Linked DNA regions of Homo sapiens: region 2 is linked to region 1. Evidence: chromatin contacts called from ENCODE POLR2A ChIA-PET data. All regions are on one chromosome and are shown on one strand. Each heading gives the region's core, a stretch centred on a gene start or an enhancer-like site at or near the end of the contact. The rest is flanking DNA. Distances are from core to core; before and after follow the strand shown.

Region 1 (6,593 bases), core at 1,942-4,441:
CGTCATTTTTATTCAACTGTTACCAGCCTATGCGGCAGGACCCTCTGGGGATTTGTGCCTGAGGCGTTGGCCGCCCCTGTGCCAGGCTGGGCACACACTCCCTGACGAGGTCCTGGAGACTTCAGGACGCAGAGGGAAAAGCAGCCAAAAGTGGCCTGGCTTTCTAGCCTCAGTGACTGTGGCGGACCCACCGGCTCCCGGGGCCTGGAAGCGGCTGCATGGCCTTGCTGTCAAGCTGATGCTCTCTGGAGCCCTGTCCCCCACTCGGAGCTCCTCCAGCCCGCTTCCCGTATTTGCAGCATGTCCCGGCGTTCACAGAGCTTGGCTGCCTCCTCTGTCCCAGGAGAGAGATGCTTAGAGCTGTCCTCCCAGGGAGTCATGTCAGCCTCTAGGGTGTGCATGGAGCTGAGGGGACACTCCTGCTGCCTCCCTGGAGTGGTAATTAACCGGGACTTTCCTCCTCCCAGAACCAACATCCCGGGTAACCGGGTGGCTGAAGGACAGGTGACGTGTCCCTACCTCCCCCCCTTCCCTGCCCGAGGCTCCGGCATCCACCGTCTTGCCTTCCTGCTCTTCAAGCAGGACCAGCCGATTGACTTCTCTGAGGACGCACGCCCCTCACCCTGGTAATCTACACCACCCACACATAACCCGGCCTCAGGCCAGCTCCCCTGGAACGGTCACTCTTGCTCAGTTCTCTCTTGACCTCAGCCTTGAGACTGGCAGAAGAGCAGGATAGGGTGCTAGCAGACTCCCAGGGGCCTCTCAGGGTTACCTGTTGGGGTGGCGGGGTGAGGGGCTCTGGTGCCCCACTCCACACTCTCATACGCTCTCTATCTTCTCATAGCTATCAGCTGGCCCAGCGGACCTTCCGCACTTTTGATTTCTACAAGAAACACCAAGAAACCATGACTCCAGCCGGCTTGTCCTTCTTCCAGTGCCGCTGGGATGACTCCGTCACCTACATCTTCCACCAGCTTCTGGGTAAGGGCCATGGGGCTGGGGCACTGGGTGGGCCTGAGCTCCCAGGCCTCGCCTGCCCTGCCAGGGAGAAGCTTTGTTAGGGGAAGGCTGCGGCAGGTCCCTGGTGGGCAGGCCTCAGCCTGAGGGGGCGCAGGCCAGCAGACCACCCCGTACCCCTCACTCTTCTTGCAGACATGCGGGAGCCGGTGTTTGAGTTCGTGCGGCCGCCCCCTTACCACCCCAAGCAGAAGCGCTTCCCCCACCGGCAGCCCCTGCGCTACCTGGACCGGTACAGGGACAGTCATGAGCCCACCTATGGCATCTACTAAGGAGCCAGAGTGTGCGCATTTCAGAGCATGGGATTGATCGGCAGCAAGAGTAAAGACACAGCTCCAGAGGCCCACACTGTGGGGTCTGGGCCCTGCCTTAGGCAGCCCCCCTCTTTGGCCCCCTCCCGTCAGGCCCAGGGCTTGGAGTGAAAGTGACTCTCAGGTGGTGGGGTGGGGAATGTGAATAAACATGATTTCTTGCCGGGCTTGGTGGCTCACACCTGTAATTCCAACACTGGGAGGCTGAGAAGGGAGGGTCGCTTGAGCCCAGGAGTTCAAGACCAGCTGGCAATATAATGAGACCCTGCCTGTATTTTTTAAAAAAAGGGATTTCTGCCATAGCTGGCCTGGGTCGGTGCTCCAGGGCCAGAGGACCCCGATGGAGCTTCATGGGTGGGAAACGGGCTGCCTCCCACCCCACTAAGTGCGTCCTCACCTCCGTCTTCTGAGGGTGTCAGGGGCCCTGGGATCCGAAGCAAAAGCAGGCAGTGGGCCAAAAACAGGTGTGGCCCAGGGAAGGGAGACATCCCAATCCAGCAGGTTCCTGAAACCCAGCTCCCCGAAAAAGTGGAGCAGAGCAGCTGGGCTCAGGAAGGAGCATTTATTGAGCACTGGCTCTGTGCCTCAGGGGGGTCCCACCGGCCCCTGGAGAGAGAGTGCCTGCCCGAGCACTGACCCTCTGCACAGGCTCCAGCCCCCACCCCATGCTTGGGAGGAGAAGCCACATTAGGTAGGCAACAGCGTGTCTCAAGAGACCTGCTCAGGGTCAGAAAACCCATGGAGTCTTGCGGCTGGATGGTTAGGTGTTTTGTTTCTCCCTTACCAAAAGCAGAAGTCTGGCTAACTAGTAGGTGGAGGGTAGATCCGTGCACTTTGTCCAGAAAGAAACTTCGTCTATGGCCGCACAGAGGACGCAGTGCTTGCTGCAGCAGTGAGAGCTCGTGCCGCCTCAACATCAGCCCAGCTTGGTTAGAAAGGCCGTACTCTCCTGGGGTTCCCCCTGGCCTGATACACACTGTCAGGTAGGTGGGCGCTAGGCCCCAGACCCGCCTTGCCTGCTCAGCTTCAGGGGAAATGCTGGAGTGCCTGTAAATACTGAGGCTGCAGATCAGCTTGGACCCCAGGCAAGGAACTCTCCCCAGCGGAGGGCAGCAGGAAGAGGGGATGCTGATTGCAGATGAAAGCTGGTTTGTGTATTCATTCAGGGCCATTTGAAAAATACCAGTTAACTGGTCCCTGTCTCTTGGTGACCAGACATTTCCATCTCGCTGTTTACTTTAAAAGAACCAAAATTACGTGTAGCCCAGAGAAGGGAGACACCCCAGTCTGGCAAGTGTCCGAAACCCAGCTCCAGGAAAAAGTGCAGCAGTGCTCGGGTCTGCAGGGAGCCCGCCAGCCCGTTTCATCGCCAAGCCCCGGGGGATTGTTGGGGGTGGGGGTCTATGCTGTTAGGCGACTGGCAGATGAGTCCAGAAGAGGTTCCGCGCGGCCCGTGGTCAGAAGCCCGGAGTCCTGGCGGGGTTTTCGAGCCTCTGGTCTCCAGGACCTGGGCTGAAGGCCCAGGGGGGTGGGATGGACCCGCCAGGCTGGGACCCTAGAGAGCCGAACTCAGCTCTCAGCCGGGGTGGCGTGGACCCTAACGGAGGGAGGGGCGCAAGGCGGGAACGCGGAACCTTCGAGCGGGCCAGGCCGAGGTGGGCAGGGGTGGCCTAGGCCCCTGCGGCGGTCGCTCGTCGAGGGTGTCAGAGAAGGGCCTGCCGCCCCCCTCCGCCTTCCCGGGCGCGGATCTCGCCCCGCCCCGCCCGGATCTCGCCCCGCCCCGCGTTAGCCACGCCCAGGCGCCCTCAGCGCGCGAGGCCCGCGGTCCCTTTAAGACGCCCGGGGCCCGCCTGGCTCTCGCCGCCGCCGGGCCATGGCCGCGCAGCTGCTGGAGGAGAAGCTGACCTGCGCCATCTGCCTGGGGCTCTACCAGGACCCAGTGACGCTGCCCTGCGGCCACAACTTCTGCGGGGCCTGCATCCGGGACTGGTGGGACCGCTGCGGAAAGGCGTGCCCCGAGTGCCGGGAGCCCTTTCCCGACGGCGCCGAGCTGCGCCGCAACGTGGCCCTCAGCGGCGTGCTGGAGGTGGTGCGCGCCGGGCCCGCCCGGGATCCCGGCCCCGATCCCGGCCCCGGCCCCGACCCTGCCGCGCGCTGCCCCCGCCACGGGCGGCCGCTGGAGCTCTTCTGCCGGACCGAGGGCCGCTGTGTGTGCAGCGTGTGCACCGTGCGCGAGTGTCGCCTCCACGAGCGGGCGCTGCTGGATGCCGAGCGCCTCAAGCGCGAGGTGACGCATCCGCCGGGAGCGGGAGGGGTCCGGACCCGCCGCAGCCTGGCCACCGCCGGGTGACTCCTGCGGGCCGCGCCCTGCTCTCTCGGGCACCCGGCGGGGGCGGGGAGCCTCATCTGTAAGGGGCTTCTCCCAACCTGGGAGCTGATTATAAAAGTCGTGGGTCTGCCAGGCGCAGTGGCTCACGACTGTAATCCCAGCACTTTGGGAGGCCGAGGCGGGCGGATCACGAGGTCAGGAGATCGAGACCATCCTGGCTAACACGGTGAAACCCGGTCTCTACTAAAAATACAAAAAGTTAGCCGGGCGTGGTGGCGGGCGCCTGTAGTCCCATCTACTCGGGAGGCTGAGGCAGGAGAATGGCGTGAACCCGGGAAGTGGAGCTTGCAGTAAGCCGAGATCGTGCCACTGCACTCCAGTCTGGGCGACAGAGCGAGACTCCGTCTCAGAAAATAAACAAACAAAAAATCGTGGGTCTGTGCATCAGACTGGGATATGCAGCCCGGCCAGTGACACAGGGTGGGTCTCAGAAGCTGCTCGGTGCCCTCTGGATGAACAAAGCCTGGGCGTGAGGCAGCAGCTCCCTGCTCCGTGCCCAAGCGCTAGAGAACCGTCGTGTGTCTCCTGCGCTCCGAGAGCCTCCTTTCATTCGCTGTGCGGGGTTGTGGAGGGCGAGGGGGCTATGGGGGCTGTTGGTAAATGGATCAGACGAGCTCCCTGCCCTTAAGAGACTTAGAATCCACTTAAGAAGTCAGTGTTCCAGTAAGGCGTGAATGTATTATTACAAAATGCAGTGAGGAAAGCACATGGCATGTGATAGAGGGGTTGGGGTGACCCTGCTAAACGGGCCAGGAGGAGGAAGGGGAGGCCGCCTTCAGGCTGGCATGTGAGGATTGAGGAAGCGCAAGCCAGGAGAAAGACCTGGGGAAGAGCATTCTAGGCAGAGGAATCAGCCTGGTCCCGTCTCTGGGATGGGAAAGAACTGGGCACGCGGGGTCCCTAGTGGCAGATTTGTGCCACTGAGATCTGTGGGCCAGGCCCTGGGGGTCAGCAGGGGCAGGATCGGGCAGGGTCCTGGGGGAGTCTGGCTCTTACTGTAGGGTCATGGGGGCCATTATAGGCTTGGAAGCAGGTTGGCACATGATCAGATTTGGGCTTCATGGAGACTGATCACCTGGCTGGGGGCTGAAGGGGGCAGGATGTAAGACCCGAATCGGGTAGGAGTGCAGGGAGGCAAAGAACCAGCTGGGGATCAGGGAAGGGAGACCAAGATGGAGGAGGAGATGAGAAACGCTGAGGGGAAGTGGTACCTTGTGGAGGCGAAAGCAGGCCAGAGGGGACACGGGGGACAGCAGAGAGGGCGGCAAGGGAGACACCTGGGTTTCTGTCTTGAGCACGCAGGTGGCTGGGGTGCTATGTCCTGAGAGGCGTAGGTGGAGGGCAGAGTTTGGCCTTGGACATATAGAGGTCACAGTGGCCAGTGGGACAAACCAGGGGACGGGCCTGTGGCACCTGGGACCCTGGCCCCAGCCCTGCCGCGCGCTGACCCCGCCCCGGGCAGCTGCTGGAGCTCTTCTGCCAGACCAAGGGCTGTTGTGTTTGCAGCTTGTGCACCATGAGTGAGGGTCACCTCCTCAAGTGGGTGCTGCCGCCAGGAGCAGGAGGGGGCCGGACCCCCCGCAGCCTGGCCACCACCGGGTGCAGTGGCTCACGCCTGTAATCCCAGCACTTTGGGAGGCGGAGGCCGGTGGATCACGAGGTCAGGAGATTGAGACCATCCTGGCTAACATGGTGAAACCCTGTCTCTACTAAAAATACAAAAAATTAGCCAGGCCTGGTGGCGGGCGCCTGTAGTCCCAGCTCCTCTGGTGGCTGAGGCTGGAGAATGGCGTGAACCCGGGAGGCGGAGCTTGCTGTGAGCTCCAAAGCTCAGGAGCGGGGAGCTGGAAGTCGAGAGCTGGGAATCATTAGCGCTAGGAGGAAGAGAAGGTTCCAAGCTGGAGCTCCCAGGGAGATGGGGAAGGTCGGGGGAATGGCAGCCCTGTGTGGCACCTGGAGACAGGGGTGCCAGGAAGAGAACGGGCAGGATGCCCATGCTGATCAGAGGCTCAGTACGAGGACAGAAATGACCTTCAGCATCGGTACTGTGGAGGTGGTCCGTGCCCTTGACAAAACCCATTTCAGCAGCGAAGACAGGATGTGGAATCATTCGGGGACAGAGGAGGCCTGGGGCTAAGGCGTGGATGGAGGATGGCGCAGGGACGCTGGATGGGACAGGAAGGGAAGGGGTGGCCAGGAGGCCTGATGGGCAGGGAGGGATGGGAGAGTGCACGGCTGGGGGTCGGTGAGGTGGGAGGACTGAGACAGAGGTGGCTGGAACAGGAGAGGGCACGAAGGCAGTGGTCAGAGAAGGAAGAATCGATGCCTAGAATGGAGATTTTAGAGCTGGTGACAGGGCCAGGGTGAGTTCACAGGAGCGGCTGAGATGAGGTGAAGGAAAAGGGCTCCAGAGTGTTGCGGGACATTCCTTGTAGCTGCTGAAGCCGCCGAGGAGGATGAGACGAGATGTACTGCTCATGGGCGGGTGCAGAAGACTGAGCTAGGCACGGAAGTTTGAGTTGGAGGCCGGTAGATGAGGGCCATGTGGAGGAAGGGAGCGACAGGGGCAGCCAGTAGCACCAGGGGAGCCAGGATTTTGCAAGAGAGAGGGAAAGGGACATGGGGGTGCCTGTCCCTGGGGGAGGGTTGGGTGCCCTGGGAGAGCCTGCCCTCCGGCCTCCTGTGTTCCTGTGTGAAATGCTGGAGGCTGGGGGCCCGGAGGAGCTCTGGGCTTAGGAAGATCTGAGGACTTTGACCAAATTATCAACTTCTCTGAGCCCGTTTCCTCCTCTGTGATGTGGGGATAGTAATGGTCCCCATCTCAGTGCATTGCGGGAGGAGCAGAAACAAGGTGGTGAAGCTTTTGACCAGGT
Region 2 (6,593 bases), core at 2,029-4,528, 2.4 Mb before region 1:
GGAGCTGCTGCCACAGCCTTGGCAGGGACCATTGAAGCGCAAAGGCACAACGAGTGGCGCTGACCGGGATTCACACCCACGTGCACGTCAGCCTCACACTATGCTACTAAGTCGGGGGTGGTGCTGCTGATTCACAGCAGGAGAGTAGAAGGAGCTGGTCCTGGGCCACACAGCCAAACAGAGACCTGCGAGAGCTTTAAAGCCCCCAGTCCCTTCCCCTGGGCTGCAGGGTGAGGCCCTGACCAGGTCTGTAGAGGGCAACTGCATTCGGGGCTCCAGAGTGTGCTAACTTGGGAGGCTACACCTTCTGTCCTTAAAAGCTTTACAGAAGGCCTGGCTTCCCGACCTTCGCCCCAGGTACCCGAGAGTGAAAATCAGCCCCAAGTCTTAAAGAGCCAGGGCTTGTTTTGGAGTAAAAACTGCACGATTCAGTTTTGATCGCCCACTTACTCCTAGGCCTAGTAGCAAATGGATTTCAGCTGCTGCCAAAAAAAAAACATCCACCTTCACAGAAGAGCGGCTTTGCCCCTTCCTCCCCCACCAGAAAACCAATAAGAACAGGAGGCAGTGAGGAGAGGTGAACTCCAGGGAACCCCTGGAATAGGCTCAACCCCTAGCGGGGCCTCCACGGGTGAGGACCTCCGTTCCCATGATTGTTACATAAACCTCTAGGCCCCATCACAGCCCCACCTTGTAGTTTCGCTGAGTTTGGGTGGTGGGTTTTGGGGGGTTGCCCTGAAGGAGAACACCACAGACCCCTGGGTCTGCAGAGCACCCAGAAGATGCCCTCCCCCACTCTGTCCCCACTCCCAGCCTCCCCAACACAGGTACCCAGGCACCAAAACACATATAGCTTTTCCTTAATGCAAATTAGATGGAAATATAACAGCATTCCCAAAATACACTGTTGGGGCTCAGAAAATATGGCGCCTTGACAAGAAGGGGCCCCAAGGTCTCTCTGACCTACCTCCAGCCCCATGTCTTCCCAAAGCACAGGATGAGGCTGTTCTCGGACTTTCCTTAACTACCTAGAAACCAGACTGGCCAAGAGGAACACAATTGCCTTCCCTGAAATGTTATTAACCGGAGAAGATTAAAACTCACATCACAAAGGAAGAGGCTGCAATGAACCACCACACCTAGAGCCCAGACCAACTTCCTCCCAAACCATTGTCTGTTCTTTGGTCCTATTTGATTCCCAAAGAGAATTATTCACTAACCATTGTCTGAGCAAGGGGCCCATTCATTTCATTTCCCCCCAAAAATCATTGACTTTGCCTCAAAGAGGTGGTTTCCCACCACCTCTTCTCCCATGAGGAAGGGCATGGCAGGTTCTGGACCCCTCTGGATTACTGGGTAATCACGTCCGGGGAGTCCTGTGCTATGCAGTTACAGTAAATTTTGTGAGCCTTTTCTCCTATGAATCTGCCTTTTGTCCGCTGATTTTTCGGCGAAGCTTCAGAGGGCAAAGGGCAGCTTTCTCTTCCTAACCCAGAATCCGACCACTTCTCAGCCCTTCCACTGCCACCCCTGGCCGCAGCCCCTGGCATCTCCTGCCCGGGGAACTTGGTTCCCTCCGTGCTCTGCCTGTTTCCACCACAACCTCCCCAGGGCACCTGGGTTGATGTTGCAGGGCCCCCTCCCACTACATGGCCCCTGCACAGACCATACTCTTCCCAAGGCCCAGGGCTCCCTGTGCCTGGCTCCAGCCTCCTTATGGTTTCTGGAACATACACCGGTGTGTCCTCCTTGCTCATCCTGACTTGTCACCTGTATCTTTCTCTCCCTACTGGAGCCCTGCAAAGCAGGCATTTTCATCTGCTGGGATATCCCCAGCCCCTGGAACAGCCCAGGCTCATAATAGACACCGAGTTTGCAGAATAAGTGAATGAATGGGAGACTGAAGGAGTGAGCTTGCTTGTACACAACCACCTCTCAGAACACACATGCATCTGTCTGCACCGGTCTGTCATTTTGAATTCTGGGGCAGGGAGGAGTGCCATTGATTTGCTTCATTCATTCGCCTGGTGGTGTGTGTCCCTCCCTTTTGACTATAGCTTACCTGGCATGCACCTTCTTCCTCACTGCCCCAAGGCCTGACCTGGAGTCCGGCCTGCCATAGGCGCCCCTGCATTCCTGCTGATGACCAGAGGGCTTCAGTGGTCTTGCCTGGAGAGAGTGACCAGTTGTGGTTGGGTCTCATTTGCATGTGCTTTGCATAATGCTTTGCATAACCTCCTACAAGCCACATTGAGCAGGGAAGGTGGGGTGCAGAGAGGACTGGCCCTGGGGCCCCCTGAGAGCTGACCCCTGCAGCAGATGTTCTGGGGTTTGGGGCTCCTTGGGGACCAGCTCCACCTGGTGCCAGTCTCCCCAGGCCAGGTTAGGGGTGCAGATCTGGACACAGTGAGGGTGAGGGTACAGGCTTCCCTCGCCAGACGCGGCTTCTCCCTTCCTCTCCCTGGGAAAGGGGAGGCCTCACTGCAAGCCCCAGGAACCTGCCCCAAGGCCCTCCGAAGTTCAGGCCCTGCCTCCCTGCACTGAAGAGGCTGGGGTTGGGGGGCAAGTGTCACCCACGCCTCAGAGTGAGCCCTAGATCTGAGGAGAGACAAGATGGGGAGGAGGGGAAGGGGGTCAGCTCAGAGGGCAGCCCTGCCCACTCTGCCATGTCCCAGCTTTCAGACGTGGCTGAGAGGACATGAGATGCCCCGCTCCCCGGAGCGGGTCACAGAACTCGGGGTAAGTTTCTGGTCTGCCTACCTGGCAGATGCCCCTAGAGAGTGGCCTCCCCAACAGCACCGACCACCCCAGGGCAGGTGGGGAGCAGCGTCCCCCACCCCATGACCCCGGCCAGCCTGGCCACCCTGCTGGGCCACATGGTGCCACAGGTCAGCAGGGGTCTTCAGGCCATGTGAGGAAGGTGTCTGGGCTGGTGGCCAGGCTGGGTGGGAGGGGTGGGGGCAGGTGGAGCTGGGTGGGTGATTGGGTGACCTCGACCCCTCAGCAGGCTGCACCAACCCTGGCTGGAGCTGCCACTGGCCTCAGCTTCCCTTCTCAGCAACTGTGACCTCAAGCAGCTGCTGCACCTGTTGGGTGTGGGTGAGCCCGGCTCTTCTTTCCCTTCCAGGGGAGGAGTCAGCCCAGGAGTCAACTACGAGGTCGGGGAGGGGATTAAGGAGCTGAGAACAGGAGACAGCAGAGGGGACAGGCTGTCTTCAAGCACAGCTGGCACCTGGGGAAAGCCGCCTCCTCCCTCCCACTGCCCCCACCCCCGCTTGTTACTGGAAATGAGGAGAGCCTCCCAGGTCCCAGCAGAGCTGCTGCTGGTAAGTCCCTTCCCCAGCGGCCCCTCCACCCCTCACAGGCCCAGCTGTGCCAGCCCAGCCTGGGCCCTACTCCCGGCTCCTGCTTTAGGTGGTCTCCTGTGGCCTGAGGCCCTGGGGGTGGGCAGGGGTAGGCACCCAGGCCCAGAGGCTCTGCGCCTGTCTCCAGGCTTCCCTGCTGCCTGGGCTCTGTGGTGGGAGGCGGGGTTGCAGGTGAGGGGAGTCCTCCGTAATCAACCCCGGTTTATAGGAATTGGGGCCCCAGTGCCCAGACTCATGGGCCTCCAGGGGAGCAGGTGGGAGGCTCTGCCCAGCCCACCTCCCTCTGAGTATGGATCTGAGGTCACACACACCTGGCTGGAAGTGACTTATCCTGTGAACCTCAGCGTCCTTACCTGTAAAAGGTAACAAAATTCTCTCTTCCTCCAAGTGGCTGAGAAAGGTAGAAAAACAGAGTAAGAGCAGCTGGTCCCAGCCCCGTGAGCACCGGCCGGGACCCCTCGGGTGGGATCCCATCGTACCATCTCTGCCCATGATCCAAGGAGACCATTTCAGAGAGGCTGAACAACATGCCGGGCTCAGGGCACGGGGCAGGCTTTAGTTTTGCCACAGCCAGCCGGCTGGTGAGCAGGGGCGGGGCAGCCGTGGGCCTGGAGAGTGGGGGCGACTTCTTCCTACCCCCTCCCAGAAGGAGAAAGCCCACATTTTTAGGTACCACAGCAGCCCTTTTGGGCAACAGGCTTCCCCTTTTTTTTTTTTTTTGGAGACAGAGTCTTGCCCTGTCGCCCAGGCTGGAGTGCAGTGGTGTGATCTCGGCTGACTGCAACCTCCGCCTCCCAGGTTCAAGCAATTCTCCTGCCTCAGTCTCCCGAGTAGATGGGATTACGCCCACCACCATGCCCGGCTAATTTTTGTATTTTTAGTAGAGACGACAGGGTTCCACCATGTTGGCCAGACTGGTCTGGAACTCCTGACCTCAGATGATCCACCCACCTTGGCCTCCCAAAGTGCTGGGATTACAGGTGTGAGCCACTGTACCCGACCCTCTTTTTTTAAAAAAACCTTTTAAGTTCAGGGGTCCACGTGCAGGTTTGTTATATAGGTAAGCCCGTGACATTGGGGTTTGTTGTACAGATTATTTCAGCACGCAGGTACTAAGTCTAGTACGCATTAGTTATTTTTCCTGATCCTCTTCCTCCTCCCAGCCTCCACCCTCTGATAGGATCCAGGGTCGGCTGGTCTATTCTATGCAGATTCTTAGAAATATCAACTGAGACCGGGTGCGGTGGCTCATTCCTGTAATCCCAGCACTTTGGGAGGCCGAGGTGGGCGGATCACCTGAGGTCAGGAGTTTGAGACCAGCCTGGCCAACATGGCAAAACCCCGTCTCTACTAAAAATAACAAAATTAGCTGGGCATGGTGGCACCTGTAATCCCAGCTACTCAGGAGGCTGAGGCAGGAGAATTGCTTGAACCTGGGAGGCGGAGGTTGCAGTGAGCCGAGATCGCACCACTGCACTCCAGCCTGGGTGACAGAGCAAGACTCCATCTCAAAAAAAAAAAAAAAAAAAAAAAGATAAATACCCCTGATGGAATGCAAGGGGAAAGTTCCGCCCTTAGCCCATCAATCCTGGCAGGTGCTCCACCCTCCCACCTGGGGACCCAGGTGGCAACCGGCAGAGCGAGCTCAGAAACTCCACGTCAAGGTAGCAAAGCAGCATCCGCCTGGGTCCCCTAAGGGAGTAGGGCTGCATAGACCGGGTGCACCCGCCCTGGGCTGTTACAGAAGGAGAAATAAACTTCTCCACAAGCCACAGCTGCTATTGTTGGCTACCGTGCTGCAGCTGCTGAGCTGGTATGTGTCTTTGTGTGACTGGCTGATTTCACTTAGTGTGATGTCTCCAAGGTTCATCCACATGATAGCATAGGTCAGAATTTCCTTCCTTTGTTAAGGCTGAATAATATTCCACAGTATGGATAGACCATAGTTTGTTTATCCATTCATGTATCCATGGACACTAGGGTTGCTTCTATCTTTTGGCTATTGCAAATGAATAATGCTGCTATGAACGCGGGTGAACATATCTCTTTGAGTTCTGCAGCTGCTGAGCCTACCTGAACTAGCGCCAGTTACAAGAAACAGAAACTCACCTCAAACCAGCCGAAGTCAAATGGAGCCTGAAATGCAAACTAAAACCACAAGACGACGCCACTCAATACCTATTAGGACGGCTACTATTTTTTTTAAAAAAAAAACAACAGAAAATAACAAGTGTTGGTGAAGATGTGGAGAAATTGGAATCCTGTGCACTCAATTTTTTTTTTTGAGGTGGAGTCTCACTGTCATCCAGGCTGGAGTGCAGTGGCACTATCTCGGCCCACCACAACCTCCACCTCCTGGATTCAAGCGATTCTCGTGCCTCAGCCTCCTGAGTAGCTGGGATTACAGGCATGCTTCACCATGGCCCGACTAATTTTTATATTTTTAGTAGAGACGGGGTTTCACCATGTTGGCCAGGCCGGTCTCAAACTCCTGACCTCAAGTGATCCACCCGCCATGGCCTCCCAAAGTGCTGGGATTACAGGTGTGAGCCACAGCGCTTGGCCCTGTGCACTCAATTTTGGTGGGAATGGAAAATGGTACAATTGCTGTGGAAAACAGTGTGGTGAGATGCTCCAAAAATTAAACATAGAATTAGCGTATAACCCAGCACTTCCACTCCTGTATCTATCCCCAAAAGAATTAAAAGCAGAGACTCAGAGATATGTTCACCCACGTTCATAGCAGCATTATTCATTTGCAATAGCCAGAAGATAGAAGCAACCCTAGTATCCATGGATGCATGAATGGATAAACAAACTATGGTCTATCCATACGGTGGAATATTATTCAGCCTTAAAAAGGAAGGAAATTCTGACCTATGCTATCACGTGGATGCACCTTGAAGACATCACACTAAATGAAATCAGCCAGTCACACAAAGACACATACCGTGTGATTCCACTCATGTGAGATTGTTAGATTTATAGAGACAGAAAATAGCATGGTGGTTGCCAGGGGTTGGGGTCCAGGGGAATGGGGAGCTAGTGTTAATTAATGGGGACAGTTTCAGTTTGGGAAGATTAGAATGTTCAGGAGCTGGAGAGCAACTGTGCAACAGTGGTAATTACTTAATGCCACTGAACTGTACACTTGAAAATGGTTAAAATGGTAAATTTTGTTATGTGTGTATATATACATATATCTTTACATAAATTATTTGTTTTACA

The links. ChIA-PET counts read pairs that join two places held with the same protein, here RNA polymerase II (POLR2A).
Region 2: POLR2A ChIA-PET joins it to region 1 with 14 read pairs in H1. The contact joins the promoter of LINC01993 here to the promoter of TRIM65 in region 1. POLR2A ChIA-PET finds 5 or more read pairs at or near these places in 2 of 52 experiments (H1 and Panc1).

The regions. Positions count from the first base shown.
Region 1 is chr17:75,893,549-75,900,141 of GRCh38, reverse strand. It overlaps TRIM65 (tripartite motif containing 65), which reads left to right and starts at 3,191. Exons shown (of 6, transcript NM_173547.4): 1 at 3,191-3,618. The coding sequence starts at 3,205. It overlaps MRPL38 (mitochondrial ribosomal protein L38), which reads left to right. Exons shown (of 9, transcript NM_032478.4): 7 at 468-626; 8 at 848-984; 9 at 1,156-1,498. The coding sequence ends at 1,292. RefSeq lists enhancers at 2,057-2,764, 2,765-3,474 and silencers at 2,842-3,321, 3,352-3,921.
Region 2 is chr17:78,275,177-78,281,769 of GRCh38, reverse strand. It overlaps LINC01993 (long intergenic non-protein coding RNA 1993), which reads left to right and starts at 3,278. Exons shown (of 7, transcript NR_073178.1): 1 at 3,278-3,326. RefSeq lists enhancers at 2,745-3,578, 3,579-4,412, 4,974-5,023, 5,254-5,523.